Regions from separate parts of the Homo sapiens genome. Here regions 2, 3, 4, 5 and 6 are each linked to region 1. A link is a loop called in an ENCODE intact Hi-C map of the cell type or tissue named here. Cell type or tissue: endothelial cell of umbilical vein. All regions are shown on one strand.

What was found. Hi-C counts contacts between places; a loop is a spot of excess contacts. Peaks named below come from ENCODE experiments on the same cell type or tissue, not always from the same donor. Only the 100,000 strongest peaks of a DNase experiment are listed, where the experiment ranks them.
Region 2: a loop joins it to region 1, with 4 times the contacts of the local background. A loop is called at or near these places in 3 of 110 quality-filtered maps.
Region 3: it touches region 1 in a loop (8-fold over the local background); 4 of 110 quality-filtered maps call a loop at or near these places.
Region 4: a loop joins it to region 1, with 24 times the contacts of the local background. A loop is called at or near these places in 105 of 110 quality-filtered maps.
Region 5: a loop joins it to region 1, with 18 times the contacts of the local background. A loop is called at or near these places in 20 of 110 quality-filtered maps.
Region 6: a loop joins it to region 1, with 11 times the contacts of the local background. A loop is called at or near these places in 106 of 110 quality-filtered maps.

What each region holds. Positions count from the first base shown.
Region 1 is chr17:66,904,591-66,909,590 of GRCh38, reverse strand. No RefSeq gene overlaps it. Among named protein-coding and RNA genes, the nearest start is that of CACNG4, 58 kb to the left of the region's middle. In endothelial cell of umbilical vein, a CTCF peak has its summit at 2,716 (motif pointing right); DNase peaks (open chromatin) are centred at 2,770, 4,120 and 4,440; H3K27ac peaks cover 1,411 bases.
Region 2 is chr17:65,228,976-65,233,975 of GRCh38, reverse strand. No RefSeq gene overlaps it. Among named protein-coding and RNA genes, the nearest start is that of RGS9, 94 kb to the right of the region's middle. In endothelial cell of umbilical vein, a CTCF peak has its summit at 2,087 (motif pointing left); DNase peaks (open chromatin) are centred at 2,085 and 4,905.
Region 3 is chr17:66,853,326-66,858,325 of GRCh38, reverse strand. The region is part of intron 1 of CACNG5 (calcium voltage-gated channel auxiliary subunit gamma 5); the gene reads right to left. Among named protein-coding and RNA genes, the nearest start is that of CACNG5, 21 kb to the right of the region's middle. In endothelial cell of umbilical vein, a CTCF peak has its summit at 2,916 (motif pointing left); no DNase peak of the experiment used is centred here.
Region 4 is chr17:66,712,990-66,717,989 of GRCh38, reverse strand. The region is part of intron 8 of PRKCA (protein kinase C alpha); the gene reads right to left. Among named protein-coding and RNA genes, the nearest start is that of MIR634, 72 kb to the left of the region's middle. RefSeq lists enhancers at 2,801-3,497, 4,128-4,187. In endothelial cell of umbilical vein, a CTCF peak has its summit at 2,098 (motif pointing left); DNase peaks (open chromatin) are centred at 1,099 and 2,079.
Region 5 is chr17:66,198,094-66,203,093 of GRCh38, reverse strand. It overlaps the pseudogene PSMD7P1. Among named protein-coding and RNA genes, the nearest start is that of CEP112, 8.5 kb to the right of the region's middle. In endothelial cell of umbilical vein, a CTCF peak has its summit at 2,287 (motif pointing left); a DNase peak (open chromatin) is centred at 2,273.
Region 6 is chr17:66,725,618-66,730,617 of GRCh38, reverse strand. The region is part of intron 8 of PRKCA (protein kinase C alpha); the gene reads right to left. Among named protein-coding and RNA genes, the nearest start is that of MIR634, 59 kb to the left of the region's middle. RefSeq lists an enhancer at 1-277. In endothelial cell of umbilical vein, a CTCF peak has its summit at 2,496 (motif pointing left); a DNase peak (open chromatin) is centred at 2,497.

The DNA of each region.
Region 1 (5,000 bases):
AAGCTCAAACATCAATGACTGCTGAGGGTGGGGTGTGGAGCCCAGTCCCCATGTCTCTGCATTATAGATGCTATTTGTATGAATGATCTAAAGCAGAAGAGACTCCCAGGAAGTGGACCTCAGACTCCAAAGGGACAGTGACCAGCTGTCAGAGTCTCAGAGTTCACGTGGACAAGCTGCCCCCACAGACAGAGCATAACCCTGCATCTCAAATGTGCACAGATGACTGTTTTCACAGTTGGGTAGAAGCTGTTGTGATGAATAAACTACACATTTATTCCACAGTCCAATGAAATCCAATAGTAAATTTTAGTGGGTTTGTGTGTTCTCAAGCAGCACCTACTAACCATATAATCGCTTGGATGTGGGCCTTGTAAGAACAAGGTCTGCACCTTCTAAGTTCAGAAAGCTCAAAAGCTCTGGTCCAGATGTTGTAGCAAAGCAATCTCTTAACCAGGCCTTTCACCCTTTTCCCCACCAGGAAGTCAAGGCCACTGTCCCTTTAGGGTCTGTGTTTCCAGCTGAGAGCTTCAGCAGACAGAAGAGCAGATGAAGCTGGGGAGAAGTGGAAATCTCATTATCCAGGCTGCCAGCATGCTGATTTCCACTGTCTCCCATGGAGGGGTCCCAGGGAAGGTGGGAAGGACCCACTCTTGGTCCGGATGGTGTCCCCATGCTCAGAAAACAACTTGGCTTTCTTCAGTCTTGGGAATCCCAGCTTGAGCTTCCCAATTTCTTACATTGTGTCTGCTCTTCCTGATCTCATTTCCAATCAGGTTTTATAAGCAGATCCTTAGGATTTGGAAATGTATAGTCTGGGCTAAAAATGGCAATTGGCAAGTGACTGATTAGGGACATTTGGCACTGGCAGCGTGTTGGTGAGTTACATCTGCCTGCTATGAAATCCCATCCTGGTCCTGGTCACCGTCTGGTCAGCCTCCTCCAGCCGCCATCCAGTCTCAAGTCTCCAAGTGGATCAGAAAAAGACCTGTTTCTCCAGAATGATGAGGAATTAGGCCGTGAGATGAATTCTGGAGAACAATTGCACATGGTAACTTCTCTGAAAATTCTACTTTGGGAGGTTATGTTTGTATAATCACTTCTCCATTACTTCCCCCTTGACTACTAAATCATGATGCACAAACTTAGTAAGAAGTACTCAGAGTCATACGTATAACTCAGATTTGTTGTGAAGTAGCTTTCAAAGGATGAAACATAGTTGTATGAAAGGAGGATTTTGGCTGGGTGCGGTGGCTTATGTCTGTAATCCCAGCACTTTGGGAGGCTGAGGCAGGCTGATCACTTGAGGTTGGGAGTTCAAGACCAGCCTGGCCAACATAGTGAAACCCCATCTCTACCAAAAAACACAAAAATTAGCCAGGCATGGTGGCATGCACCTGTAGTCCCAGCTACTCAAGAGGCTGAAGTGGGAAAGTTGCTTCAACCCGGGAAGCAGAGGTTGCAGTGAGCCAAGATCATGCCACTGCACTCCAGCCTGGGCAACCAAGACCCTGTCTAAAAAAAAAAAAAGGGAAAAAAAAAGAAAATGGCTGGGTGCAGTGGCTCATGCCTGTAATCCTAGCACTTTGGGTGGCAGGTGGATCACCTGAGGTGGGTGAATCACCTGAGGTCAGGAGTTCAAGACCAGTGAAACCCCATCTCTACTAAAAATACAAAAATTAGCTGGGCATGGTGGTGTGCGCCTACAGTCCCAGCTACTCGGGAGGCTACAGGAGAATCATTTGAACCCAGGAAGCGGAGGTGACACCACTGTACTCCAGCCTGGGTAACAGAGAGACTCCGTCCAGAAAAAAAAAAAAGGAGGATTTTATTGCATTTAACGGATGACACTGGCCTCCCCAGGTGCAGAGAAAGAGCACTGGAGTGGGAATCAGGAGACCCCATTTCTCTTCAGGTTTATCATTCCTTGTGTGATCCTTTAATACTCAATTAACCACTCTGGGCCCGAGGGGGAGTGAGGGGTGGGAGTTGGTTTATGGTCACCAGGGCCATTTTCCAGTCTTCCTTGTCAACTCCGTGCCTGGACAAGAAAACATGCATAGTCTTGAGTTTTTGGAGTCCCCAGGGCATTGCACCCCAGAACTTTAGGGACCCAGGAGCATGACCTTAAATAATAACCAATCTCCCAATGAGAAAATTATTCTCCTCTCAGTGTCTTTCAGGCCCTTTAATTAACGCAAGCCTCAGTCTTGCTTTTTTATCTCTCATACCCCAGCCACACTTTCTGATCTCCCCCTTGTAACAAACACAGAGCCAGGCCTGAGGTCCAGAAGAAATCAAACCATGTGATTTGGTGTTGCGTGGATTAGTCTTATGGCTATCTTCTACTTTTTTGGTGCATGATATTGGATTTCCATTTACTGTAGGAGGTGGCAAAAGATTTTTCTTTTAAATGAAATGTATCTTAGCAAACAAGTTGATTTACAGGAAAAAGGTTGATATTAAGATCACAAGTGATACCTAGATGTTGCAAAAAATATGGCATGTGCAGGCATAGATCTACGTGAAGTTTAGATATTTTTATTTATTTATTTAGGGGATGTTTACTGATTTATGGCTTAAGAACACTCATCGTACTGCCTCTGAATTGCAGGGGGTTATGCAAGGAATTGTATCTCTCTTGTGTATCTGCGGATGTGGAATACACCCCGAGTTTTGAGTTTCTGCCGGCTCAATCCCTGCAATTGCTGGATCTGGACACCAGAGGGAGCGTCTCCCTTTGCGTCTGAGGAGGCGACCTTGACCATGGCTCCGTGCCACATTTCACATGCATGTGAATTAAGCCGCCATTTTCTGAACCTAATCACAACCCTTATTGTTAATGGAGTCCACAAATGTCCCCTGCCATTCATGTCTCAACCCAAATGTCACGTCTTCAGGCCTCCCCTGAGTCTCCTCCACCTGATCCCATTGCATCTTCATCATTGCACTACGCCTGTGATGGGTGTGTGTTCTGTGGTTCTTGCATTCCATCCTCTCATCCCCACGCCAGAAGATAAGCTCCTCAAGGGCCGGGGCTCTGCCTAGAACAGCCTCTGGCATGCAGTAGCCACTCAATAAATATCACTCAATGGCGGAGTGAGTGACCCTTCAACGAAAACTCAGTTGCAGGCGGCACGCAAATTGTGCCAGGACGGAAATTAGGTCAGACAAATCTTATTCCAAATCTGAGGATCCTTCACATGTTGGCCTCCTGGTTTGGGGCAAGTTATTTGGATTCTCCAAGACTCTGTGTTCTCATGTAAGCAGTTGGGGAAAATAGCCACTGTTTCATCAGGCCGTTCTCTACCTGGTAGAGAAAGACATTAGGCCCTTGTGAACTGGTCTGTCTGGATTGGGAGAAGTTTGGAGTTGACCGTTTTTGTTGTTGTTGTTGTTGTTTTCTTTGAGACAGAGTCTCACTCTGTCGCCCAGGCTGGAGTGCAATGGTGCGATCTTGACTCACTGCAACCTCCGCCTCCTGGGTTCAAACCATTCTCTTGCCTCAGCTTCCCAAGTAGCTGGGATTACAGGCAACTGCCACCATCCCTGGCTAATTTTTGTATTTTTAGTAGAGACGGGGTTTCACCATGCTGGCCAGGCTGGTCTCGAACTCCCGACCTTAGGTGATCTGCCTGCCTCGCCCTCCCAAAGCGCTGGGATTACAGGTGTGAGCCACCACACCTGGCAGGAGTTGACTGTTTTTATGAAAAACCGTGCTCATCACCCCTGCCCCCTTTAAAAAATGCCAAGTAACGGGCACAACAGTTATCGCCTGCATTTTCACCCCAACCATAGCCTCCACCCCTTATGTTCTTCCACTCTCCTGCTTGCTATCCTGGGCTCCTCTTAGTTTCTCAAGCCCACCTCAGAGCCTTTCCCATGACAGTCCCATGAAATCCTCTGTCCAAGACCTTTCCTTGGGGAGCCCTCACTCATTCATCCAGGACTGGGCTTAAGCATCATTTCCTCAGGGAAGCCTTCCCTGACCACAGACCCCACTGGTCAGCAAACCCTTTAGGTCCCCTGTTCAAATTCGTATTTATTTACTCAATGTCTAGCATTCCCATTATTTGTTGAGTGATAACGTGCTGGTGGAAAATATCTCAACGTTGACGTGGTTTGGCTTTTAGCCATGGACAGGCTCCAGGGCGCCAAGATGGGCTGCATCAGAACAGCGGGGGAGTTTGCTCTGCCCCAGAATATGCCAGAACCTGCCAGAGCCTGCATCTGTGCACTGAGGGTTTCCATGCCAACCAGCTGGGCCCTAGTGAGGGGCACTTGATTCCCTAAATGGCCCCCCAAGTCAATGACAGGTGTGCCTCTCTGAAGTCGGGAAACTTGTTTTGAAGTCATGGCTGGTGAATTCATAGAGCTGGATCTTTACTGTTTAGAAATTCATTCTCAAAGGCAGAAAGACTACAGGAAGTGAGCAGCACATTCCCAGATCCAGGGGCAAGAGCTGAAAAAATGGGAACTCTGCCAGCAGTAACTTGCTATCAGCGAGTCCTCTCCCACAGTCCCAGACACAGGGGCTCAAACCCTGTGCCCGGGGCCTGCCCCCTCCTGGCCTCTCCTTCTGTCATGGCCCTTCTCTGACCCCTTCCTTGTTCTTAGATTGTACTGGCACTAAGCGAAAGCTTTTGGAGGCGATTGCTAGATTCTCCACATTTTTCTTCTCCTTAGCTAGAGAAGGTGAAATTTCCTAATGATCTACAATGTTCTCTGGCTACAGCCATGCCTCTGTACATGTTTGTAGCTTAATTATCAGCCAGAGCCTCCTGATGGCAATGTCCTCCCGGTGGGACACACCTGCTCTGCATTCAGAAGCTTGGCATTTGGGGTGTGTGTGTGTGTGTGTGTGTGTGTGTGTGTGTGTGTGTATTGCAGCTATCTTTTTTTTTCCCTAAAAATTTTCTGTCCAGGTAAGTGTGTTTGAACTGCAGTGGGTTTTTGGTGTTTCTTCTTTTAAAAAAATCGATTTAATTTTAATTATCTTT
Region 2 (5,000 bases), 1.7 Mb after region 1:
TTCAAGCGATTCTCCTGCCTCAGCCTCCCAAGTAGCTGGGATTACAGACACCTACCACCATGCCCAGCTAATTTTTGTATTTTTAGCAGAGACAGGGTTTCGTCATGTTGGCCAGGCTGGTCTCAAACTCCTGACCTCAGGTGATCTGTCCGCCTTGGCCTCTCAAAGTGCTGGGATTATAGGCGTAAGCCACTGTGGTTGGCCAAAATTCCGAAATTTAAATATAGATTACATACATAATATATAACGTGTGTATATACAGAGAAAGAGAGAATAAATGGCATTAGGCTTCAATTGGAGTGTTTCTACCACTTGTAAGTGGGGAAATCACATCTGCAAACTGAAGGTGGTCTCCCGCCTCCCAACACTGTAGTGAGGACTAAATGTGAGCAGGAATTCACGAGGGGATCTTTAAATGTAGGCCTGTAAGCTGTGGTTGTCTGAATCCCTAACTCCCCATGATGGAGTCCTTCACGACAAAACAACTTGATAGCTACCTACGGGTTAAGGTGAGGGAATAAAGCGTGCAAAAGTTAGAAGATGGACTGTGAAAACGTTTTCTAAAGGCTCTGTAGGGAGACCTGCTGTAATGTGCCCAGGACCAGCCCAGAGTATGACTTTGGTCACATTCGTTTAGCCCCTCCGTACCCCAGCTGCCTCGTCTAACACACTGCGCTCCCCTTTCCCTAAACATGATGGGTCAGGGAGACAGAAGTGCGCTTCGTAAAGCATAGAGCTTCTCACAAACATCCTGGTGATGCTTTCCACAAGCCTCTCCATGTTCCCATGGAGTAACCGCTGTATTAGAGGTGGCATAGTGTTCCCCTGACACCTGTGCCAGTACCAGGCGCATAGCCACAGCGCTCCATGCATGCGCCACACAGACAGTCCATGCCTGCATGGACCAGACTGTGCATGGACCAGAGTGTGGCCCTGGGCGCTTGTGTGCACACGCGCACCTCTATGCACGCAGGCTCCCGCCCCTCCTTAGACATAGCTGATGCTGCTGTAACCAGAGCCAATATCCCAAGCCAGCTGTCCCTAATAAATATACTCCCCCCACTCCCAGGAGTCCATGAATACTCTCATTCTGTTCTTCCCAGAAGAAAAAGAGACTGCCCCTCCCTCAGTCGCCTCTCATGAGGCCATACACAGGTCTCTCCTACCAGCTGAATAGTTTAAAAGATTGTTTTCTGATCCCGTTTATCCCCCCTACATGCCACCCCATTCTGGTCCCTCTGGGTGCCCCAGCTCAAGCCTCACCCCCTCAGCAGGGGAGCTGTAATCCCTCAGGTTGTCGTCAAAGATGAATGAGGGACCAGGCACAGTGGCTCATGCCTGTAATCCCCGCACTTTGGGAGGCCAAGGCAGAAGGATTACTTGAGCCCAGGAGTTCAGGACCAGCCTGGGCAACACAGGGAGACCCCATCTCTACAAAAAGCATTAAAAAATTAGCCAGGTGTGGTGGCAAGTGCCTGTAATCCCAGCTACTTGGGAGGCTGAAGTGGGAGGATCACCAGGAGTTCTAGGCTGCAGTGAACTATGATCACCACTGCACTTTAGCTTAGGTGACAGAGCAAGACCCTGTCTCTAAAAAAGAAAAATGAATGAGGCTTCGTGGGCCTCCAGTCCTAGGAGTCAGAGCTTGACACAAATGCCCTTCGAGAGTGGGATTCTTCTGGCCGCAGTCGGCAGGAGAGGGAGGGGGTTTTCTTTCTTTCTGCTGGAGATTTTCTGCAGAGGGTTCCAACCCTCACTCAAAGCCACTAGGGACAGAGCCTTGCCTCCCTCCTCCCAGCCTCCCCATCCCTGGTCCCCATAAGCTCACAATAGCCAGGAGAGCCACATAAGGGCCCCACAGTCACCCAGGGTTGCACAGGTAGACAAGATGCTTCTCTCTCATGGGTCCCCACTTTGGCCAGCTTATCCTGCTACCCCCACACCCCAATCTGGCTTTCCAAAAAGGAAGGCACCGTTCTTCAAGCCCCTCTCCCTTCTCTGACACAGGTCTCTGAATGCTAACAAGAAACTCCCAGCCGCCTCTCTTTAGGGATCTGTGAGCCTAGGACTCCCTCTTCTGGTGAAGTGTGAGGAGGTGACAGCTGCCCAGAGGGGAGGGCTGACCTCTGAAGCTGGGGTGTGTGAGGCATGAAGTATCCCCGGATCCCGGCTTCCTTCAGCCTTCCCAGCTCATGAATCATTGGCCTTCTTCTTTTCTTCCTCAGCAAATAAGCAGGAAGCAGCCCTGCCTCCTCTCAGACTCAATGATTTCACCCTGTTAGTGGTGTTCGTTCATTCTCACACTGCTGTAAGGAACTAACTGCAGCTGGGTAATTTATTTAAAAAGAGGTTTGATTGACTCACAATTCCACATGGCTGGAGAGGCCTCAGGAAACTTACAATCATGGCAAAAGGCAGAAGAGAAGCAAGTATCTTATTCACAAGGCAGCAGGAAAGAGAGAGAGCCCGAGGAGATGCCAAACACTTATAAAACAATCAGACCTTGTGAGACTCAATCACTATCGTGAGAACAGCATGGGGGAAACCGCCCCCATGAGCCAGTCACTTTCCACCGGGTCCCTCCCTCAACATGTGGGGATTACAATTCCAGATGAGATTTGGGTGGGGACACAGAGCCAAACCATATCAGGCTAGAAGGCCTCAAAAATCTAGGAAACCCTCTACCTAAGTGAGAGCCAGTAGGGGGATCCCAAGAGCACCATGTTGAATGGTTTATGTGTTAGTCAACTAAGAACCTCCTTGTTCTCCCACCCTACCTCTGCTTTTCCGGGGTCCCCCCTCCGACCCCCCTGCAGACATCCCAGCTGCAACAGCCCAAGCCCAAGGAGGGAAGGAACCTTACCTTTGAATGAAGTTCCAAGTTTTGCTTATTACACTAACATTGAACTGCATACAGAACTAAATGGAGACTGTCCTTGTCACTGATCATACCTGGAGGATCTGTATTATCTAAAAGTGACCAGAAAAGTTATGGGACTTCTCAGAGTTTTCATCCAGGTTTAGGAAAAGAAATAACTTGCAGCATAGGTTTAAAGGAGCATCTTGGGGAAAAAACAAAACTGTTTTTTTCTTGCACTACATAAGGTTCTGAGCAGCCAACACAGTTATATCCATATCACTCTATAGGTTTCCAAGCAGCCCTGTGAAGAAGGTCAAATTGTTACTCCCAGTTCACAGATGAGGAAATCAAGGAGCTGTTCCAAGCTGGAAAGGCAGGCGGCAGGATTCCCACAGCCCACAGCCCTGCACTCCCCCAACATGGACTAGATCCAATGCCCCCAGCTTGCTCCTCAAGCAATGATAGCACCTCCATGAGGGAATCAACTTTATTCCCAGGACCTCACTTGGTGTTTGACACCTAGCCGGTGTTCAGCCTTGAGCAAGTGGAAAGCACCCAACCATGGAATACAGCATAGCTACATTTTATAGGCATTTACCAAATATTGGCCAAACAGAAACTAACTGGTCACTCCCGTCTCCTCTTGCCCCACCTCTTGCATTATGTTATGTTATGTTATGTTACGTTATGTTATGTTAGTGTAACCCATTACCCCCAAAACTGTGTAATAATTCCACTGTGGGAGAGACCAAGTGTCCGCCAATATCCACTCTCCCCATCTTCCTTCCTCTAGCTAAATCTCTAGAAGTTTAACTACTCACAAACTGGCCTAACTGAAGACTACATTTCCCGGACTCCCGTGCAGCTAGCCATGGTCATGTGACCAAAGGCCAACCAATGGGATGTGAATGGAAATGACCCATGCTACTTCCTGGTTGTGAACTTAAGATGAAGCCACCTTCCCACCATTGCCTCTTTTTCAGTTATCCCCTGGGTATGGGCATGGGTGTAGGGGTGGTGAACCAGCTTCAATCACTACCTCAAGGCAGTGGTTCTCAAGCTCACCTGGACATAGACATCACCTGGGAGAGGCGCTAAAAAAAATCCCAGTGTCACAGCTCTGTGCGTGTGCCCTGGACAGCGGGATCTTTCAAGTTTCCCCAGTGGATTCTAATGTCCAGACAAGATGGAGGAGCATCATACTTGTGACCAGGGGATGGGTGGAGCAACAAGATAAAAAAATTTATTGGTTGTTGGATTTTTTTTTCTCTTCCCTGGCCTCCATTCACTTCCAGCCCATGACCTGGACTGCCCTACTGCCTTTAGGCAACTCTGTGTTACAGACAGAAACTCTGTCATGTTTGAACCCACTTCCTCCCTTCTGAGGTCTATTTATTACTGAACTATAGCCTGGACTTTATTTAATCCAACCAGTGGATTCTGGAGCCTTCTGTCATTGACGCTCTATCCATGTGGATCTTAGTTTCCATGTGGGCTTAGTTTCTCTTTAGGACCCTGGGGGCTTAGGAGAGGAACCCTTAAACACTGATATACAAACCTAGGGTTGAGATTCTCCTTATTTCTTGACATTGGCTGGTAGTAAACTAAGGGTGTGGATTGCTTCGCCTTTCATCTCATTTTAGATCAGCATTGCAAATAAAGGCATCAGGTTAACAGCTCACTCACTCTTCCAAGAAAGGACCAGACTCTCTCACTTACATTCTGGGGGAAAATTTTTCTTAGCCCTTTGTGAGTGACTCTTGTGAGCCCAGTGGAATAGATTCAGTAAAATCTACAATGAGCAATGGTCTTTAAGTATTGAAGCTCTGTGTTTTCCCTACGGGGATTAGCAAATCTAGGTTTCAGCCATGCACCCACCCAACATTCATTTGTAGAAGTGTGCAGAGATGAGTCAGCAACCCCAGTATTTATGGGCTAAATAAGTTGTCAGAGGTTAAAAGCAAGTCAGGGGCTCTTATCTACTAATTGAATTCTGAGGAAGTTGAGGGCTAAAGGGGAGGGGTATAATGAGTGGTTTGGCAAACCACTTGATTTTTTTCTCCTGTGAGGACTTCCTATGCAACTTTTAAGAGCTGTTTTATTCACCGCGTAGCCCTTAATCGCAACCCGCTGTCCAATC
Region 3 (5,000 bases), 51 kb after region 1:
GTCTTCACTCCCGGGTCCAGAAAGGAGGCAAGGTTGACCACCAGGCTGGCTGAGCCCAGGGTGGAAAATACTGGGCCTCAGAAGATGGCACTCATGGGTTGGGAAGCTTGTGTGCACCCCAGTCTAAAACCAGCCTCTAGATGAAGGAGGCAGAGATTTGGGGTGGGCCGGGGAGGTGCAGGATGTTGCAAGGCCAGAAAGCCCAGAACCTCCCAGAAGCTGCTAGAGAGGAAAGTGTCTGCTTTCCAAGAAGTCAGGTAAGGAACTGAGAGGAGAAAAGGCATGGTGTGCCCATGACCTCTCCCAGGAGCCCATGCCCAGACAGGATTGGATAGAACCCAACCCCAAACCCATATATCAATGGTCCTTAATTCCCGCTGCCCATGAGTGTCATCTGGGGGGATTTAAAATAATCCCAATGCTGAGTTGCTTCTGAGACCAACTATATGTGACCTTCTGGGGGTGGGATGGAGTGGGCTGGGACCGGATATTAGTGTTTTGTAAAACTCTCAGTTGATTCTAATGTGCAGCCAAGGCTAAGAGCCACTAGCCCATGTGAGGTCCCCCACAGGCCTAAAGATATGCAGACCATGCACTCATGATCTGATTTTGGTCTAATCTGGACTAGAGCGGAGCTTCCCAATATGGCGGCCACTAGCCAGCCACAGGTGGTTCTTGGGCACTGGAAACGTGGTAAGTCCAAAGTGAGACATGCGGTAAGTATGAACACATACCCCAGATTTCTAAGATGTAGTATGAATAAAGAATGTAAACTATCTCAGTGATTTAAAAAACATTGATCACATGCTGAAATGGCATATTGGGCTAAATAAAATATATTATTAAAATTAATTTAACCTGTGTCTTTATACTTTTTTAGAGTGGCTATAAAAAACTTTCAGTTACATCATGTGGCTTGCATTACATTCCTATTGGACAGTGCTGGTGTACGGACCAGCCAGTTTAAAAACGTGTTCTCAGGCCAGGCAAGGTGGCTCATGCCTATAATCCCAGCACTTTGGGAGGCCAAGGTGGGAGGATCGCTTGAGGTTGGGAGTTCAAGACCAGCCTGGGTAATATAGTGAAACCTTGTCTCTACAAAAAATCTAAAGATAGCCCATGCATTTGCAGTCCCACCTACTTGAGAGGCTAGGTAGGAGGATCCCTTGAGCCACGGGGAGGAGGAGGCTGTAGTGTCCCTGCACTCCAGCCTGGGTGACAGAGTGAGACCTTATCAAAAAAAAAAAAAAAAAAAAAAAACTTAAAAATTGAAATAAAAATGTGTTTTCTATATTTCTTCTATTGATAAGTTTATTTGTTTTTGATGATAATTTTCTTTAAAACTTCACTTCATGATTCCACTTATATAACATTCTTGCAATGACAAAAATAAAGAAATGGAGAACAGATTAGTGGTTGTTAGGGTCAGGGACAGAGAGGGGAGAGAGGAAGAGGCCAGTGTGGCTATAAAGGGACAACACGAGGTCAGGTGTGGTGGCTCACACCTGTAATCCCAGTACTTTGAGAGGCTGAGGCAGGTGCATCACCTGAGGTCAGGAGTTTGAGACCAGCCTGGCCAACATGGTGAAACCCTGTCTCTACTAAAAATACAAAAAAGTAGCCAGGCATGGTGGCATGTACCTGTAATCCCAGCTGCTCGGGAGGCTGAGACAGGAGAATTGCTTGAACCTGGGCGGCGGAGATTGCAGTGAGCCGAGATAGCGCCATTGCACTCCAGCCTGGGCGACAGAGCGAGACTCTGTCTCAAAAAAAAAAAAAAGGCGGGGGGGCAACACGAGGGATCCTTGTTATGTTGGAAATTTTCTATATCCTTGACTATATCAATGTCAGCATCTTGGTTACCAGGATATCCCTTTGTACTATAATTTTGCAAGATGTTGCCATTGGGTGAAACTGGGTAAAAAACTACATTGAGTCTCTCAGTATATTTCCAACAACTGCATGTGAATCTACAGTATCTCAAAATCAAAAGTTTAATTATTTAAAAAATTTCACCTCTGAAACAATAACTTCCATTATCTGCTGGCAGGAGCATAAAAGTATTTCACTCTTTTGGAAAGCAATTTGGTTGAGCGTTAAGCATTTTCATCTCTCTTGGTTCCAGTGATTCTACTTCTGGGAATTGCTACTAAAAAATATAAACACAAGTACAAAATACACAAAAATGTTGATTCACTGTTGTTGATAATAGCACAGTGCTCAAAGCCACCAACATGCCTCTCTGCAAAGAAGAGTTATAGGAACTATGGTTTACCCACTCAAGGGACTATTATGTAGTCATTGACGGAAAATGTGGCAAGGTAATGTTAAACGACAACAACAACAAAATGTTGGGATACAAAGCATCAATAGTTTGTTTGCTAATTCCTAAAAAAGAATCTTTTAAAATGTGGGATGATGAGTGTAAAAATATTAATAATAGTTACTTTGATAATAGGATTGTGGATGAATGTGTCTATCCTTTCTACTTCAGTTTCTTTTCCTTGATTTTTTTAAATACATATGCATGGCCGGGTGCGGTGGCTCACGCCTGTAATCCCAGCACTTTGGGAGGCCAAGGCGGGCAGATCACCTGAGGCCAGGAGTTCAAGACCAGCCTGACCAACATGGTGAAACCCCGTCTCTACTAAAAGTGCAAAAATTAGCCAGGCGTGGTCCGAGCCTGAGGCAGGAGAATCACTTGAACTCTGGAGGCAGAGGTTGCAGTGAACCGAGATCGCAACACTGCACTCCAGCCTGGGTGACAGGGTGAGACTCTGTCTCAAAAAAAAATACATATGCACAACTTTTTAATTTAATGACATAATGATCATTCCTCTTTTTAAAATTAAGGAGTTTCCTGGAGCTGTCTTCCTGGAGCTAAGGGGCAATGCCCAACCAGGGAAGAGGTCGCCCCCTGTCGGTTGAACATGGTGGTGCGGCCCAGAGACCTGAAGAGCCTGAAGGCACAGCCAGGACAGAGGCCCCGGGCCTGGGGCCAATTAAGGGCAGATTTAGGGTTCCCATTCCTGCCGCAAAGCCGCTCAGAGAATCGCTGCCTGTTAAGAGAGTAGAAAAAAGAAAAGAATCGGGAACATTGCAGCTTATGTGAACTCTGACAAGACACTTGAGCTTTCTGAGTCTCATTCAGTAAAGATATTAAACGGTGGCAATAACATGATCCCTGTATTGGGGGGTGTTTAAGGGGTGAAATGGGCTTTATTCTGCTAGGCAACGCCAATTGTTTTTCAATGTAGTTCTACCACCTGCAGTATGTAAGAATTCTCAGGCCTTCATATCCTCACCAACATTTGGTATTGTCACATATCTTAAATTTTATCAATCACAGTGAGAATCAAATGATATTCCATTGTCATCTCAACTGGCATTTCTATGATTGCCGGTGATATGGGGTATCTTTTTATGTTTGGCTATTTTTCTCTTCCCTTTTCTGTGAAATGCCTGTTCATGTCTTTTTCCCATTTTTTTTTCTATTGGATTCTTCATCTTCTTTCTTATTCATCTATAGGAGTTCTTGAGGTGTTGTGGATATTAATATTTTGCCATATGTATGTGCTGAAACGTTCTGCACAGTCTACAGTTTTTCTTTTCTTTTTTCTTTCTTTTTTTTGAGACAGAGTCTTGCTCTTGTTTCCCAGGCTGGAGTGCAGTGGCGCGATCTTGGCTCACTGCAACCTCTGCCTCCCAGATTCAAGCAATTCTCCTGCCTCAGCCTCCTGAGTAGCTAGGATTACAGGCGCCCACCACCATGCCTGGCTAATTTTTTGTGTTTTTAGTAGAGATGGGGTTTCACCATGTTGGCCAGGCTGGTCTCGAACTCCTGACCTCAAGTGATCCACCCACCTCAGCCTCCCAATCTTTTCACTATTTTTTTTTTTTGAGTTGGAGTCTGGCTCTGTCACCCAGGCTGGAGTGCAGTGGCGCGATCTCGGCTCACTGCACTCTGCCTCCCAGGTTCACGCCATTCTCCTGCCTCAGCCTCCCAAGTAACTGGGACTACAGGTGCCCGCCACCATGCCCGGCTAATTTTTGTATTTTTAGTAGAGACGGGGTTTCACCATGTTAGCCAGGATGGTCTCGATCTCCTGACCTTGTGATCCACCCGCCTCGGCCTCCCAAAGTGCTGAGATTACAGGCGTGAGCCACCGCACCCGGCCTTTTCACTTTTTTAATGCTAACTTTTCAGACATTCTTAAATTTAAATTTAAATTAAATGTATTGTACTATTATTGATTTACATATGTTGGTCTTGCATCTAGTAACTTTGCTGCATAATGTTCCTTTGGATTTTCTATGAGGATGAGCATATAGCCTGTGAATATTGACAGTTTTGTAGTTTTTCATTCTAATTCTGATACCTCATTTTTTTCTTGTCTTGGTGCACTTAGGGACTCGATGACATAAAAGTGATGATAGTGATATTCTTGTCTAATTTGAAAGAGAATGATTCTAACATTTTACCGTTACATATGATATTTGTTGAAAATACAGCTTATCAGGGTAAGGAAGTTCTCTGTTTGCAAAGAGGTTTTGTTTTTGTTTTTGTTTGTTTTATAATTATATTGATTTTTACCATATGTTTTTCTGCATTTATTGAAATAATGTGCTTATTTCAATTATATTTATAGATTTTGTAATGTTAAACAACCCATGCATTACTGGGACATAGCTTGCTTTTGTTGTCTTACATATATACTCTTAATCTGTTTAGTTTCATCATCAAAGTTTCAGTTGAACCACAATGAGATACCATTACGCACATACTAGAATGGCTAAAATTAAAAAGATTGGCCATACTAAATATTGGAGAAGGTTTGGAGAAACTGCAGCTCTCATATGTTGCTGGTAGAAATGCAAAATGGTACAACTGCTTTGGAAAGCAGTTTTGCAGCTTTTTGTAAAGTCAAACATGCTCTTGCCACACAACCAGAAATTCTACTCCTAGGTGGAACTCCTAGAAAAATGAAAACTTGTGGTTG
Region 4 (5,000 bases), 190 kb after region 1:
ATCTGTAAGTGCAACCTGGAAATAAGGGCCTGGGTGATTCCTCCCACACAACTGGGTCAACACCTGCTACTTGGAGTTTTCTCCCGGAGGCGGGAATCACAGGTGACCAGCAAATCACAGGCATGAGTCATTCTTTCTCCTGCTGGCAACTGCAGCGAGGGCCTCAGAACCACAGACTGTCAGCCACAGAAGGGTCCCTGGGGAGTCTGACCTGCCTAGGATGCAGATGAAGATGCTGAGGTCTAGAGAGCTAACTTCACCACAGCCTCTGCGCCGCTTCGTGGCAGTGCTGGTGGAGGAAGAGAAGGACGCTCTGTTCTCTACAGAGGCCCTGAAACTAGATGCTGGATCATCCCGTACGTTTCCCTGTGCTAAGGTTGCCCCATCTGGGCTGTAATCTTTGACTAACAGCAGGAGGATGACAGAGCTTTTAGAATTCAAAAGCAACTTGGGGATAGTCTCATCAAGGCTGCCCATGTTACAGATGAGGAGAATGAGCCCAGGGGGCACCGCGATATGTCTAAATCAGTTTTCCATCCTGAGCTCTGAATCCAGAACTCCAGCCTTTGAACCTAGTGCTCTTCCTCCTACATCGAGGGTGAGCAAACTTTTTCTGTAAAGGTCCAGATAGTAAATATTTGTGGCTTTGTGGGCCAAATACTGTCTCTGTTGTAACTCTCCAACTCTGCCATTGTAGCTCGAAAGCTGCAAAAGTGAGTAAAGGAGGGAAGGTGTTCCAATAAAGCCTTAATGGTGAAGACAGGCAGCCGCTGGGGTCTGGGCTGTGGATTGCAGTTCGATGACCCTTGCCCTGTATCACGCAGGTTCTCAAATCACTCATCCTCATTTGCAGTTAGATTTCAGTACAATGTCTGTATCTTCTTAATCTATCACAACAGCGACAATTAAGAATCTCAAGAGCACTAGAATTAAATCACTATTCAGGCTCTTCCACAATGCTTGCTATGCCAGGCAGCACAGGAAAAGGAAATTTTGCAGCCATACAATGGTGGTGAATGAAGTATGTATTCAGCAGAGCAAAATGTAAGGGCAACACATTCAATCGTTTTCTTAACAAGAAATATTTTCATGGACACACCCACTTTGGCTGTTGCCACGGTTAAAATAAATTCACAGGCAGCGAGAGGGCCTCCGTTGTCATGGCAACTGAGCCATTCTCCAAGGAGAAACGTGGGACCCTGACGTGTTGGCACTTTGCCAGATGTGGAAACTGCGAAGTGCTTGGTTCTTTTCATACCACATAATATTCACCTCTAGTATCCCGGTGTGTGATTTTCTTTGCAGCCAACCAAATTTTTCCCTGTTTCCCAGATTTGTCTGTTGATAATTGACACATCTGTTAGGATCGCTAATCTTGGTGGTGCACGCCTTGTCTCACCTGCTAAACACCTCCTGGAAAGGCGGTTTGCCCTTGTACCGCGTTCTCCCCAATTGCTAAATCTCCAGGCTTACATGAGGATTCCCCACCAATGACCTTAAGTTTTTCCATCTGCAACAATGTTTTTCTCCCACCAGGGAGCTAGCTGATGGCACACTTGCGTCTGATGCCCGGCTTAGAGGAAGGCCCAGTGCGCACTGCAACAGCCATGACATAGCATTGTTCGAGAACTTTGGGCACTTAATCATTTTTGGAAACCTATTCCTTTTCCTGCTCGAATGCTCCCCTTTGGAATTACCACCACACTGGCTTTATGGGTTGGCTGTGGCAGGGTCAAGAATCACATGAACTCAGAAACATCATCAAAGTAAATAGTTTTTCAGACTGTCAGCAACATGGCTTCGAAGTGGGTAATTCTCTGGTGCTAAAAAAAAAAACCCGGGGAGATAGAAAATGGGCTGGGGCCCAGTGCAAGCAAGAATAGACTGAAGGAGCCATCCAGCTCTTGGGAAACCCTTGACTTCTTTGCAGCACACTGAAGATCCTCTAAAGCCAAGAAGCAATGGGGAGCACAAGGTGGTGATCTCATCTCTATGTCCACTAAAATGTAAAGACATCCAGGCAACAGTTGATTGCTGTTTGTTGTGTGCAGGTGTCATGGAATCTTTCATTTGCAAATCTTTACTGCCCTCTTGTGGTATTCAGTTTCTGAAGCAACTGCAGTTTGGCTGGGATCTTTTAGCAGAGATCCACCTAAGATTCACTAGTCTGCCTTACCGAGGTGAAGTCCCAGTAAATGGGGCAAGATGGCACAAACAAGACACAAAATTGTATCTACGCAGATGCAAAAAAAAAACTGTATCCTTTATAGTAGATGACCTGAATCACTCACGTAAGTGCCAGGACTTTGCAAAATGCCAACGGAACTATAGAGTGCCAACGGAACTACAGATGCCAAAAGTGGGTTTTAAGATCTCTGGGTGCTCTATTTCTAGAAAACAAAGATCCAAACAGTTGTAGGCCTTTCTGTGTCTCCCGAATCTTTCCAAACCCTTGACTGGGTGCAGACTCTGCAAGCCACAGATCCAAGAAAGGGCCTGGGGGGAAGGGAGGCAGTGAGGGCTGCAGGGGGCCCTGGAGTGGTCCGAGGGAGCCACGGTGTTTATCTTAGAAACAAAGAACGACCTGGAAAATAGTGAGAAGTAACGACAGTTACACGAGGGCAGAGTTCAATGAAAAAGCCACTTCTGGGAAAATCCAATTGAAGCTAAGCGAGCACAGAACAGCAGCTCCTGAAGTCAATAAAAAACAGTAACAAAAAACGCACCCAAGCTATAACTGGCAATAAAACCCAGTTCCCCAAGGAAGAAGGTTCCAGAGCCTTCCCTCCATGGCTGTGCAGCTGCTGCAGAAAGGAAAAACAGGATGACTGGGCATCCTCACAGAGAAAAAAAAAAAAACCAAAAAACAAAACACATCCTATCCCCGAAATGCTGGATACACTGCTCAACTACTCAACGGAAAATTTTTATAAAATGTCTCTGACAGGAGCAAGCAATTTGAAAGCAGGGCCGACTGTCATTAAATTTAGCACAATATTTCCATAATCATTGATTTCATCCTACCCTCACTGAGCCTTTTTAATCCACACCAGTTTTTAAAACCAAGGGGCCTAATTATAGCTCAATGGGACACCTGCTTCCAAGGCTAGCAGCAGCTGCACTGTTCTGGGCTATTCTCTGGGCCCTCTGTGTCAGGCAGCTCACTAGGCGCTCAGGAAGGTGACAAGCATGGGATCTGGGGTCTGCCAGCAGCGGTCTGGGACACCAGTAAAGGCACTGCACACTTCTCTGAGGCCTGTTTCTTCATCTGTAAAATGGGTCAACACTCCCTTTCTCGTCCTGCAGGCTTGGGAGCCTCGCCATCCTGCAGTGGTGAGGGAGTGATCAGAGCTCGGGGCTGGTGGCTGCTGCCATTCTGAGTAGTCTCGCCACAGCCATCGCCTGCTGCCAGGTGGCAGCGTCAGAAGACAAATTTCCATTCCAGGAAGGGGGAAGAGACGAGGGGGTGGAACAGTGAGACCTCTCCTAAAAAGACAGGGGCTTCCCAGCTGCCCTCAGGGGACTTGGACAGGACTGAGGAGCTGGTCTCCAGCAGGAGGGGCTGCCTGAGGGCAAGGTGGAGGTAGGTGTTTCCTGTCTCCAACGGTGGGCACAGGCCTGAGGGCACAAGGGCAGCTGAGGTCAGGACACTTTTCCCTTTACACATGGTATTTGCACCCTAGCTCTCTGGCCCCATGCATGAGGCCTGGCAGCTTGAGGGGGGCGTGGACTCACAAGGGGGCATTCTCCCCAAAGGAAGCAGCGGGTGGGGGGGAACATGGCTGGGATGCAAGTGGCCTCAAAGCAGAGGGCCTCACACCGGAGAGGAAAGGTGTGTGATCGGATCACTTCACCACCGCACGAGATACTCCTGGGATCTCCCAGCTGCAACTGCTGGGCTTTGGAAGTGAACAGAGGTTTTGTCAATGGGCCAGGAGAGAGCCAGGGAGTCTAAATTAATACAATTATTGTGACCCTAAGGGTATCTACAGGCTGTGAGCACCTGGGGGAATGTGAGTCACAAAACGAATACCCCTAGTAAGAGCTGAGACTATGGCTGTGTCCTGCCTGCCCCCACCCAAACCATCAGCTCTGAGCTGGCTGACCACCCATGACCATTGGGAATTCATGGACAGAGCCCTTCCTGCATGATTCTTTGCAGCCTGTCAACAGAGAAAACCAGTGACTGGGGGCCAGACTCGGACTGAGTGTTGACAAGTCTATTTTCAGAAAAAGCCACAAGGTAAAGATTAGCTCATGACCAAGCCAAGGAAGCCACTTTGAAGAGAGGTGTGAGCGAGCGGTGGCACGCTATTATCACTGCCTGGGTCAGGGTGAATTTCCAACATGCGGGTGACATTTTCTTTCTCAGGTAGAGTAGCCTGTTTCTTGTCCTCATAACAAAACCACACAGGAAACATAATAAGCACCAACACAAAACATGTCAGAAAAGAGACTTTGTTGACTTGACACTTCTCATCTCTGTTCTTAAATGAATTCAAGATGGCCTTGCTTCACTGCTGCAGGTGGGAGTAGGGTGGGGTACGGGGAGCAGATTCCTATCTGATGGGTTATTTGTACCTAATGTACAACCGGGGTCTCCCAACTGGGGCCCGGGAGTGGTTTAGAAAGCACAATGAGGTCGGATGCGGTGGCTCACGACTGTAATCCCAGTACTTTGGGAGGCCGAGGCAGGCAGATCACAAGGTCAGGACTTCAAGACCAGCCTGGTGAATATGGTGAAACCCCTTCTTTACAAAAAGTAAAAAAATTGGCCGGGCATGGTGGCGCGTGCCTGTAGTCCCAGCTACTCGGTAGACTGAGGCAGGAGAATTGCTTGAACCCGGGAGGTGGAGGTTGCAATGAGCCAAGATTGCACCATTGCGCTCCAGCCTGGGCAACAGAGTGAGACTCCATCTCAAAAAAAAAAAAAAAAAAAAGGACAACAAAGGGTTCACTTTAACTTGGCAATGGCTTCTTGGAAACCAGCAATGCACAGT
Region 5 (5,000 bases), 710 kb after region 1:
AATTCTCCTGCCTCAGCCTCCCCAGTAGCTGGGACAACAGGTGTGCACCACCATGCTTTTGGTTAAAACACAATACTCCAAGCTTGTCATAATTTGTAAACCTCAGCTTTCTAAACCTCAGCCATTTCCCCAATGAACTGAAGATAACGGTGTTTAGAAATGAAGGTCTGGGCCGGGCGTGGTGGCTCACGCTTGTAATCCTAGCACTTTGGGAGGCTGAGGTGGGTAGATCACGAGGTCAGAAGATCGAGACCATCTTAGCTAACACGATGAAACCCCGTCTCTACTAAAAATACAAAAAATTAGCCGGGCATGGTGGCGGGCGCGGTGGCGGGCGCCTGTAGTCCCAGCTACTCTGGAGGCCGAGGCAGAAGAATGATGTGAACCGGGAGGCGGAGCTTGCAGTGAGCCGAGATTTCACCACTGCACTCCAACCTGGGTGACAGAGTGAGACTCCGTCTTAAAAAAAAAAAAAGAAATCAAGGTCTGCATTGTGTCTGGGTGTAGTGCTCATTGATACAGAGGCATCACTGCTTCTAGGTCTTCTTCAACAGACAGAGCTAGGAAATACATACACATATTTATGTACACATGCACTACTCATATACACAATAATTAGGTCTGCATTTTGATAGCACCAGATAGTCAGCATGCCTAACTTTGACACCTCAGCACTTCTGTTTTAAACCCTTAGCACTTTTCCAACACTCCTCCCTTCCCCAGCCTATTCTACAAAGAAGCTCCTGGGATATGGCAAGTTTGTTGAAGGTTGTGTTTTGTGCCATTTTGTTCACTGGAAGGCATTTTAGGGGGCTGGATAGGTTTGGATCACTGAAAAATAATCAGAGCAGACTTTAGAGCTTAGACGATAGTCCTGATTCCTCTCATTTAATCGTATTTTCACAGAAATAAAAATCTGCTATTTTTGTAATTGGAAGAGGCAATTTGGATTTGAGGAGTCCATCGGTAGAAACTGCCCAATTGCAGCCCCTCTATTTAGTGATTATGTGGTCTATTTTGTGCCATAAGTAGATTCCCTTTTTCAAGTGTTTTTCTTCTTAAATGCTTTGATCACCAGGTTGCCTGTCATCACAGTTGTGCCGTACCCTCCCTAGCCATAGTTTGCGGTGATCTCCCCCTACTGGAGATGGTACAGGAAGTACTAACCGCCACAGGTAGCCTAGTGAAGAAAGAACCACAACCATAAGGAGCTGGTTATCATCCTCCTTTTTTTTTTTTTTTTTTGAGATGGAGTCTCGCTCTGTCTCCCAGGCTGGAATGCAGTGGCGCAATCTCGGCTCACTGCAAGCTCCGCCTCCCGGGTTCACGCCATTCTCCTGCCTCAGCCTCCCGAGTAGCTGGGACTACAGGTGCCCGCCACCACGCCCAGCTAATTTTTTGTATTTTTAGTAGAGACGGGGTTTCACCGTGTTAGCCAGGATGGTCTTGATCTCCTGACCTCACGATCCGCCCGCCTCGGCCTCCCAAAGTGCTGAGATTACAGGCGTGAGCCACTGCGCCCCGCCCATCCTCTATTTTTGCACAGTTGAACTGAATCTTCCCAAAGTAATATTACTCACCTAGCAATCATAGACTAAATGAACTCTATACTATATAACTGTAACTCTACAAATGCATATAACTATATAACTATACACTCTATAAATGCACATGGCTAGGGAGGTCTTCTTCCAAGACAAGTTGGTCCCTGAAGGTGCTTCTCAATGACCGTCTTTTTTCTCTTGGTTTATGGCAGGACGGCGTTCTAAATGCAAAGGAATCAATGTTTTCACGTATCTCTTATGCTATATTTCTGCAAGAAGTTTATAACATAATTCTCTCGTTTCTAATACATGGACCAATCTTTCAATATATAGGATCTCTTTCCTGTGCCCCAAACTTAATAATAAGTACTATTCCTCAGTGACATTTCCTATCTATTAACCTGAGGATCATTCCCTGCTTTAATCTCTCAATAAAAGATTAAAAAGATAAAAGAAAGAAAGAAAAGGAAAGAAAACAACTTGAGCTGTGTGCATGTGTGTGCCAGTATGCCTGTGTGTGGGTGTGTATGTGGTTGCTGTGCAAATATTTGTTGCTTTTGTGTGAGTGTGAGTATATATGTGGTATGTGTGGCATGCATGTGGATTTGTGTATGTGGTTTGAGTGTGTGTGCTTTGTGTATGTGCCCATGCGTATGCATGTGAGTGTGTGTGTGTGTGTGTGTGTGTGTCTGCGCATGCACGTGCACATGATAATTAGTTCTTTGTGTGCCATTGCTGCCTCCTAGTGGCATCTATTCCTTTCCAAAGTGCTGGCAAAACAGTTGGGAAAGAAAAGAAGCCCTCATATTGAAGTTTCCTGTGTCAGGCACTGGGTACATTTTTCTACATATCTCACCTCTGTTAATTCAATCTCCCCAATCATCCCATAAGGAAAATAAATAAACTGAAGCTCAGGAAGATTATGTAACTTAGTTTACCGAGGTCACAAAGCTAATAAATGACAGAACCAGATATCTAAACTTCAGAATGATTTCTTTCGTACCATTTTTATACTGCTAGTTAAGCTATGATTTTTCCCAGTAGCTTCCTGGAAATATTTGCATTCTAAAGTTGGAGTTTTACAGCCTACTCCTGAAACAAGTTGGTAGAAAAGATTGTTGTATATTCAAGGCTTGGAAGTATCCTAGGTTGCTAGTTTTTATGGATACTGGCTAGGGCATTATGGCAATATGTATATCACTGAAGGGAAGGGAGAAAGAGTAGCCAGTTTATCTCTGTTAATATCCTATAGCATGAATTGCCCAAGAGGCTAAGATAGAAAAAGCAGCAGAAGGAGGAATGAAATGGTGAATATTGCTTAGTTCTAGCATAAGGAAGAAATCCAAAGTCACTGTGCTAAAGGCAGTGACTCTTTTCTTAGTAGTGAAAAAAAGAAAATATGCCTCCTCATTCTTAGTTTCTGCAATCTTTATACTGTATTTATTTATTTATTCTATTAAAAAAATAGAGACAGGGTCTCGCTATGTTGCTTAGGCTGGTCTGAAACTCCTGGGCTCAAGTAATCTGCCTTCCTCGGCCTCCCACAGTGTTAGGATTACAGGCGTGAGCCGCTGTGCCTGGCCTATAATGCATTCATTTGTGGTATAATCTATACTTCTGTGGTCTGTAAATAGAAAGTTCTGCATTACTTACCATTCAGTTTAAGGAATTTACCAGGTACAGGATTGTTTTCATATTTGTCTCTAATGTGTTTATATAATAATTACAATTCTTGGTATTTACAAATTGTTTTCCATCTAGATAGCTAAAAGTCATTTACATTTTTCACTCTAATGATGGAGTATCTTAATAATGCAAAATGGTGAATCACGGAAATTTGATTGCTTTGAATGTTAGCTTATGCATATTGCTAATTTTGAAACAATAAATTAAAAATATGGAAGATACTTATATCTGTCTAATATATCCATATAACTATATATAAAGTTCCACAAAAATAGATAAAGGACAAAAGAGATACTTTGCAGAAGAATAAAAGACTAATAGAGATATTTAAATATTTCAACTTCTCTAATAGTGAAAAATGCAAAGTAAAAAGGGATGCTTTTTTTTTTTACACACAATTAGCACAGATCTAAAAAACCATTAATGTGAGACAGTCATTCGCACAGACCATTGAGTGAAGTTGCAATTTGAAAAATACTTCCAGTAAGTGATTTGGCAGTACTGATCAAAAGCCTTAATGCTTTTATAATGCCCATAAGAATATCTTTTATGGAGAGAGCTAAAATTTCAACCAAGATGTATATAATCAAAGGCATTCATTGCAACATTATTTATAAGGGCAAGAATTGGTAAACACAGGAGAGTAATTGAGAAAATTATCATATCCATATGATGACATAATAAGTAGATATTAAAAATGATAATATAGATATAAAAATTTGAGTAAATATATACAAATGTTAATAGTAGTTATTACTTAATGGCAGGATTGCACATAAGTCTTTTCTTCTTTAAACTTTCCAGTATTTTTCAATTTCCTTATAAGGGAAATGAAACTTTGAAACCATGAAAACTTTTTACTTTTAATTTTTAATTTTATTTATTTATCTTTTTGAGACGGAGTTTCGCTCTTGTTGCCCAGGCTGGAGTGCAATGGTGTGATCTTGGCTCACTTCAAACTATGCCTCCCAGGTTCAAGCGATTCTCTGGCCTCAGCCTCCTGGGTAGCTGGATTACAGGCATGTGCCACCATGCCCAGCGAATTTTGTATTTTTAGTGGAGACGGGGTTTCTCCATGTTGGTCAGGCTGGTCTCGAGCTCCCGACCTTGGGTGATCCACTCGCCCTGGCCTCCTAAAATGTTGGGATTACAGGCATAAAAAAGCTATTTAATACACGTTTTACTTTTTCTGCTCTTTCTTTACATCACTCTTTTCCTTATCTTTATCTTTCCCCTTGTCAGCTTTTCTATCTTTTTGCTCTCTTTTTTCTCCTGCCCTTCTTTCTTGTCTCCATCCTGGTTGGCAATCTTGTTGTTGATGAGGTTGTGCAGGGCGACCACAGAATGGATCAGTGAGGCCCACAGAATGGATCAGTGAGGCCAAGTACACTACCACCATCTGGTCATTGGTCCTCAGGTAAAAGGCTTTAATAGGCTCCTGCAGGCTAACATCTGGCAGCAGGTTGAAGACGTCCTGCAGCTCGTAGATGATCTGGTGGTTGATGCGCAGCTTGCCTGTGGCTACTTTTTCCAGGTAGCTCCTGATATCCAGAAGCTTGGAGTTCGGTCCCTTCAAACCATGGACCCGGTTTGTGATCCGCTGGGACAGAGTGCCCACCGTTGTGTTGTGTCTTTGATGTCTCGTAACAAGTGTTCAACTCCAACTTCCTCAGCTTACTCTGCTCCAATTTCACTGGTCACATGTTCAAATGTTTTCAAGGTTGGAGTTCCATCATCTTGGATTTCTTCCACTGAAATGTATGCTTCTGT
Region 6 (5,000 bases), 180 kb after region 1:
GCATGCTATAGGAAACTCCCGCCAGCACCAAGACAGTTTACAAATGTCATGGCAATATGTGGAAGTTACCCTACATGGTGTGAAAGGGGAATCCTCAGTTCCAGGAATTCCCTGCCCCTTTCCCAGAAAACTCATGAATAATCCACCCCTCGTTTAGCATTTGATCAAGAAATAACCACCAAAATAGCCAATCAGCAGCCTGCAGGGCTGCTCTGCCTATGGAGTAGCCACCCTCTTATTCCTTTACTTTCTTAATAAACTTGCTTTCACTTTACTCTGTAGGTTTGCTCTTGAATTCCCTCCCGCCCAAAGCCAAGAACCCATGTGGCCTCTTAGGCTGAACCCCAATTTTGGGGTTCACCCTGTGACACTGCCAGCTGTGTCTAGATTCCCAACTCTAACAGTGCTTGGCACAGGACATGCACTCAGCTCTCTGGCTGAACAAATACAGAACTGAAGCCCAAATGTGCTTATCAGATGCTGTGCTGTTGGGTGATGCTTTTCTCCGATAACAATAACTTGCTTGTGGCCAGACATGGTGGTTCACACCTGTAATCCCAGCACTTTGGGAGGGTGAGGTGGGTGGATCACCAGGTCAGGAATTCAAGACGAGCCTGGCCAACATGGTGAAACCCTGTTTCTACTAAAAAAATACAAAAATTAGCTGGGCATGGTGGCACATGCCTATAATCCCAGCTACTCAGGAGGCTGAAGCAGGAGAATTGCTTGAACTGGGACTGGGGAGGCGGAGGCAGCAGTGGGTGAGATTGTGCCACTGCACTCCAGCCTGGGCTATAGAGTGAGACTCTGTCTCAGAAAAAAAAAAAAAAAAAAAAAGAATAACTCGCTCATACAGGGATCAAGTCTCAGGGCTTGTGAACATGCTCTGATGAGTTGAGTGCCCCCATTTGACCAGAGACATTAAAACATGAGGGAGAGATGGCCCTGATATTTTTGCTTCCAGACTGAAAGTGTGAAACACGGCTGAGCTCTGCCTTTGTTGGCAGCATGTAGTGGAAACACCTGTGAATTTGGGGCCACTGGAAACGTAGAAGGCCCATAAAGATAAAACATGAACTGTGATGCTACACATACTGGCCTGCCCACTTCGGCAGGGCCAGCCCAGTCCTCTAAAAACTGGCCCCGGCAATGATTCTAAGTTGAGAAACTTCCTAGGCTGTGTCTACATTTAATTTTTAATTTTTATTTTTTTGAGACAGAGTTTCACTCTTGTCACCCAGGCTGGAGTGCAGTGGTGCGATCCCAGCTCACTGCAACCTCTGCCTCCTGGGTTCAAGCGATTCTCCTGCCTCAGCCTCCTGAGTAGCTGGGATTACACGTGCACACCACCAAACCAAGCTAATTTTTTTTTATTTTTAGTAGATATGGGGTTTCGCTGTGTTGGCCAGGTTGGTCTCGAACTCCTGATCCATCTGCCTCGGCCTCCCAAAGTGCTGGTATTACAGGTGTGAGCCACCGCACCCAATTGGTTGTGTCTAAATTTAAAAGAATACATAGGAAGTGCAAATTTGAGATGAGAATACCGACTATGCCACCCTGCTCTGCACTTCTGACTTAGAATAAGAAAAAAGTTACCAGAAAGAGGCACAGATTAATCGTATTTTCTCAGGATTCACAATAACATCTGAAAACACCCAAACACAACTGACTTGCTGATCTGAGATGCTTGAAACAGTTAAAAACTACTTTCACCTGGGTGAAGTTGCGGTTCATACTACCAACGAATGCCCAGTTTCCAACTGTAGCACGCAGTTCTACCCAGCTATGCTGGACTCCTCTGACATTCCCAGACAGTCATTCCGCCTTCCTCCTTTGACAAGTCACCACCACAGTCAGGGGATGTGGGCTGATGCAGTGATGAGCCTCCAGATAGGCAGGGGGCCTTTTTACACACTTTGCCATCTACCGCCTCAACTGCAGACATAACCTAACGACGGCCTTGTGAGTTTCATGTTATCATATTAGTCTGGTTATAAGCATGAGACACTGCTCACAGTCAGGCTAAAGGCTGACAGAAGCATTTTTACATTCAAGTACTTCTGAACTTATTTGCAATATGACCTTGGCCTCAGGTCTCAAATCAATCACCAGGTTTGAGAGCAATATCCACAAAGGAGACACCTGCTCGCACAAGGTGGAGCTGGGCAGAGGACGCCACACGCTTCCTGCTCTGCCTGGGCAGATTCTTTTCAGCCGGAAGCAGAGCTGAGTTTCTGGAGGCTGGTAGAACAGGCAGCTGTTTGGGAAGGAGACAGACCGGTGTGTGGGGTCCAGGGCAGGCTGACCACGTCCATATCAGAGAGGTAGCTTCTCAGTGGCCTGGCCCAGAGGGTCAGAATAGATTTCTCCCCAGCCCAAGCCAGCCCTGAGATCAGAGCAGACCCAGCATCTTCACGCCCTTGCTCCCCCAATCAAGAGCAGCACTTCTGTTTCCACTACAGAACACACTCCCTGAGCCATCTCCACGCTGCCACCTGCAGGCCTTGCTGCCAAAGGACACAGAGCCATCCAATGCTGAGTTTTTGAAAGCAGCTCTGTTATGGTAGGAAACTCCACGGTACGGCAACCTCAGGGGTCTGGGCCGGCTTTGAGCAAGTCCCACTTTCAGTCTGGGTCTAATCAATGCTGGGGTTGAGGGAGACAGCCAGTGGATATCCGAGCAGCTACATCACTGGGGGTGGGGGATGCCTGAGGGCAGGGGGACGAGGAACCATATAGGACTTCCAGGTGGGCAGGGCGCCAGGGCAAGATCAGATGCAGCGCGAGGCTTGACCTCCAGACCTTTGGCCAGCACCTCCTCTGTCTTCCTGAAGACCCAGCCTTCCCTGGCCTGCCGTTTCTCCCCCATCCCTAGCCTGGCTGACCTCTCCCACTTCTTCAGGTCCCAGCTCAACTGCTATTTCTTCAAGAAAACTCAAACAGGAATAATACAAGGTGGTAGCAGGAGAACAGAAAATTCCAGGCAGCAGTTTCACGGGACTAGCAAAAAAGAAAAAAAAATGTTGAAATAACTGCATAAGCTAGGGGCCCACAAGACCCTAAACATCAGGATGTGGGCCAAGCTGGCTAAGACCAACTGGACCCAACATGGTGCTGGATTTGACCCAGTTTCACCTGGGACCTCACTGTCCACTCATTAACATCCTCAATCCTCTACCCACCAGTGCCACGGCCGTTCCAGGAACACCAATATTTAGTGTAAAAACAGGTGGCACCACATTTCTGAGAAATCTCCACCTTTTTCTGGGAATCTTCAGGAATATCCCACCCCTTAAAGAAGCCCATAAAGGTAGCAGGCCCCAAACCCCCTTGCACGCCACTCTCTCTGGAGTATGCCTGCCTTTCCCTTTCTCAAGTGTGTACTGGTCACTTTGCAATAAATCTCCATATTTTTCACTATTTTCTGACTCATCCTTGAATTCCTTCCCGTGGCAGTATCAAGAGCCTGGACACCAGCTGAGGTCGAGGTCCCACCAGCGTTTGGGGACCTCCCCTAGCCCACGGGCAGCAAAACCCCTCCCCAAAGATGTCCCGTTGCTCTCGCTGGCGGGCTACTGCTAAAATGACAGCAGAAGCCAGGCACGGTGGCTCAAGCCTGTAATCCCAGCACTTTGGGACACCAAGGCAGGAGGATCACCTGAGGTCAGCAGTTCAAGACCAGCCTGCCAACATGGTGAAACCCCGTCTCTACCAAAAAATACAAAAATTAGCCAACGTGGTGGTGGGCGCCTGTAGTCCCAGCTACTTGGGAGGCTGAGGTGGGAGAATCGCTTAAACCCAGGAGGCGAAGGTTGCAGTGAGCCAAGATCGTGCCACTGCCCTCTGGCCTGGGTGATAGAGTGAGACCCTGTCTCGAAAAAAAAAAAAAAGACAGTGGTCCTGTCCTGGATTCACCGGCTTCCCACACGACAGAGAGAAGGCTGAGTGCTTTGATGGCTGAGGAGGACACTCGCTCTGCTCTGTCTCTCGGCTTATTTCCCACCACTCCCTCCGCCTCGGTCCCAGCCATGCCAGCCTGCCGCAAGCTCCCACCTGTCTCCTGCCTTGGGACGCCAGCTCCGCCCTTCCCTCTTCTGCTGTTCACAGTCATCCTCCACAGTGGTCTTCCTGAAACCCCAACACTCCTTCCTTCTCCCAGTTAGCTTTCTTCCCGGAAACCGTTGCCACCTGACTGCAAGTCTGGGAGGGCAGGGGTCTTGCTGTTCTGTTCACCTTCAAAGTCCAACTCAAGTGCCTCCTTTTGGTTTCTCTGGAATTTCCAACCTGCAGCAGACAGGGCCCCACCCGTATCCCCTGAGCTTTCTGTCCTGCACACCTGCGAACACCTGAGCTTTCTGTCCTGCACACCTGCGAACACCTGCGCTTTCTGTCCTGCACACCTGCGAACACCTGAGCTTTCTGTCCTGCACACCTGCGAACACCTGAGCTTTCTGTCCTGCACACCTGCAAACACCTGAGCTTTCTGTCCTGCACACCTGCGAACACCTGAGGGTTCCATTCAGACCACTCCTGCAGAGGGAGCCCGAGGTGCCCGAGTTATGGGAACAGGAAGCCTGTTCCAGAATGTTCTTCCAGCTCACAAGAAGACCGAGCTCCAGCTGCCCACAGTGGTCATCAGCTTGAGAACACAACCTTGGCTAGGTCCTACCCTTACCTGGCTCCCATCTCTACTCCCCACCCATGTCTCCTGGGATCCCTTCAGGAATGAACTTCTCAAAACCATGGGGCTACGTCAGCTTCTGGGGAACTTAACACACATTCCTTCTTGGAATTTTTTTTTTTTTTTCTAGACAGGGTCTCACTCTGTCGCCCAGGCTGGAGTGCAGTGGCATGATCATGGTTCACTGCAACCTCAACCTCCTGACCTCAAGTGATCCGCCCATCTCAGCCTCCTGAGTAGCTGGGACTACAAGCATACATCACCACACCCAGCTAATTTTTTTTTTTTTGTAGACATGCGGTTTTACCATGTTGCCCAG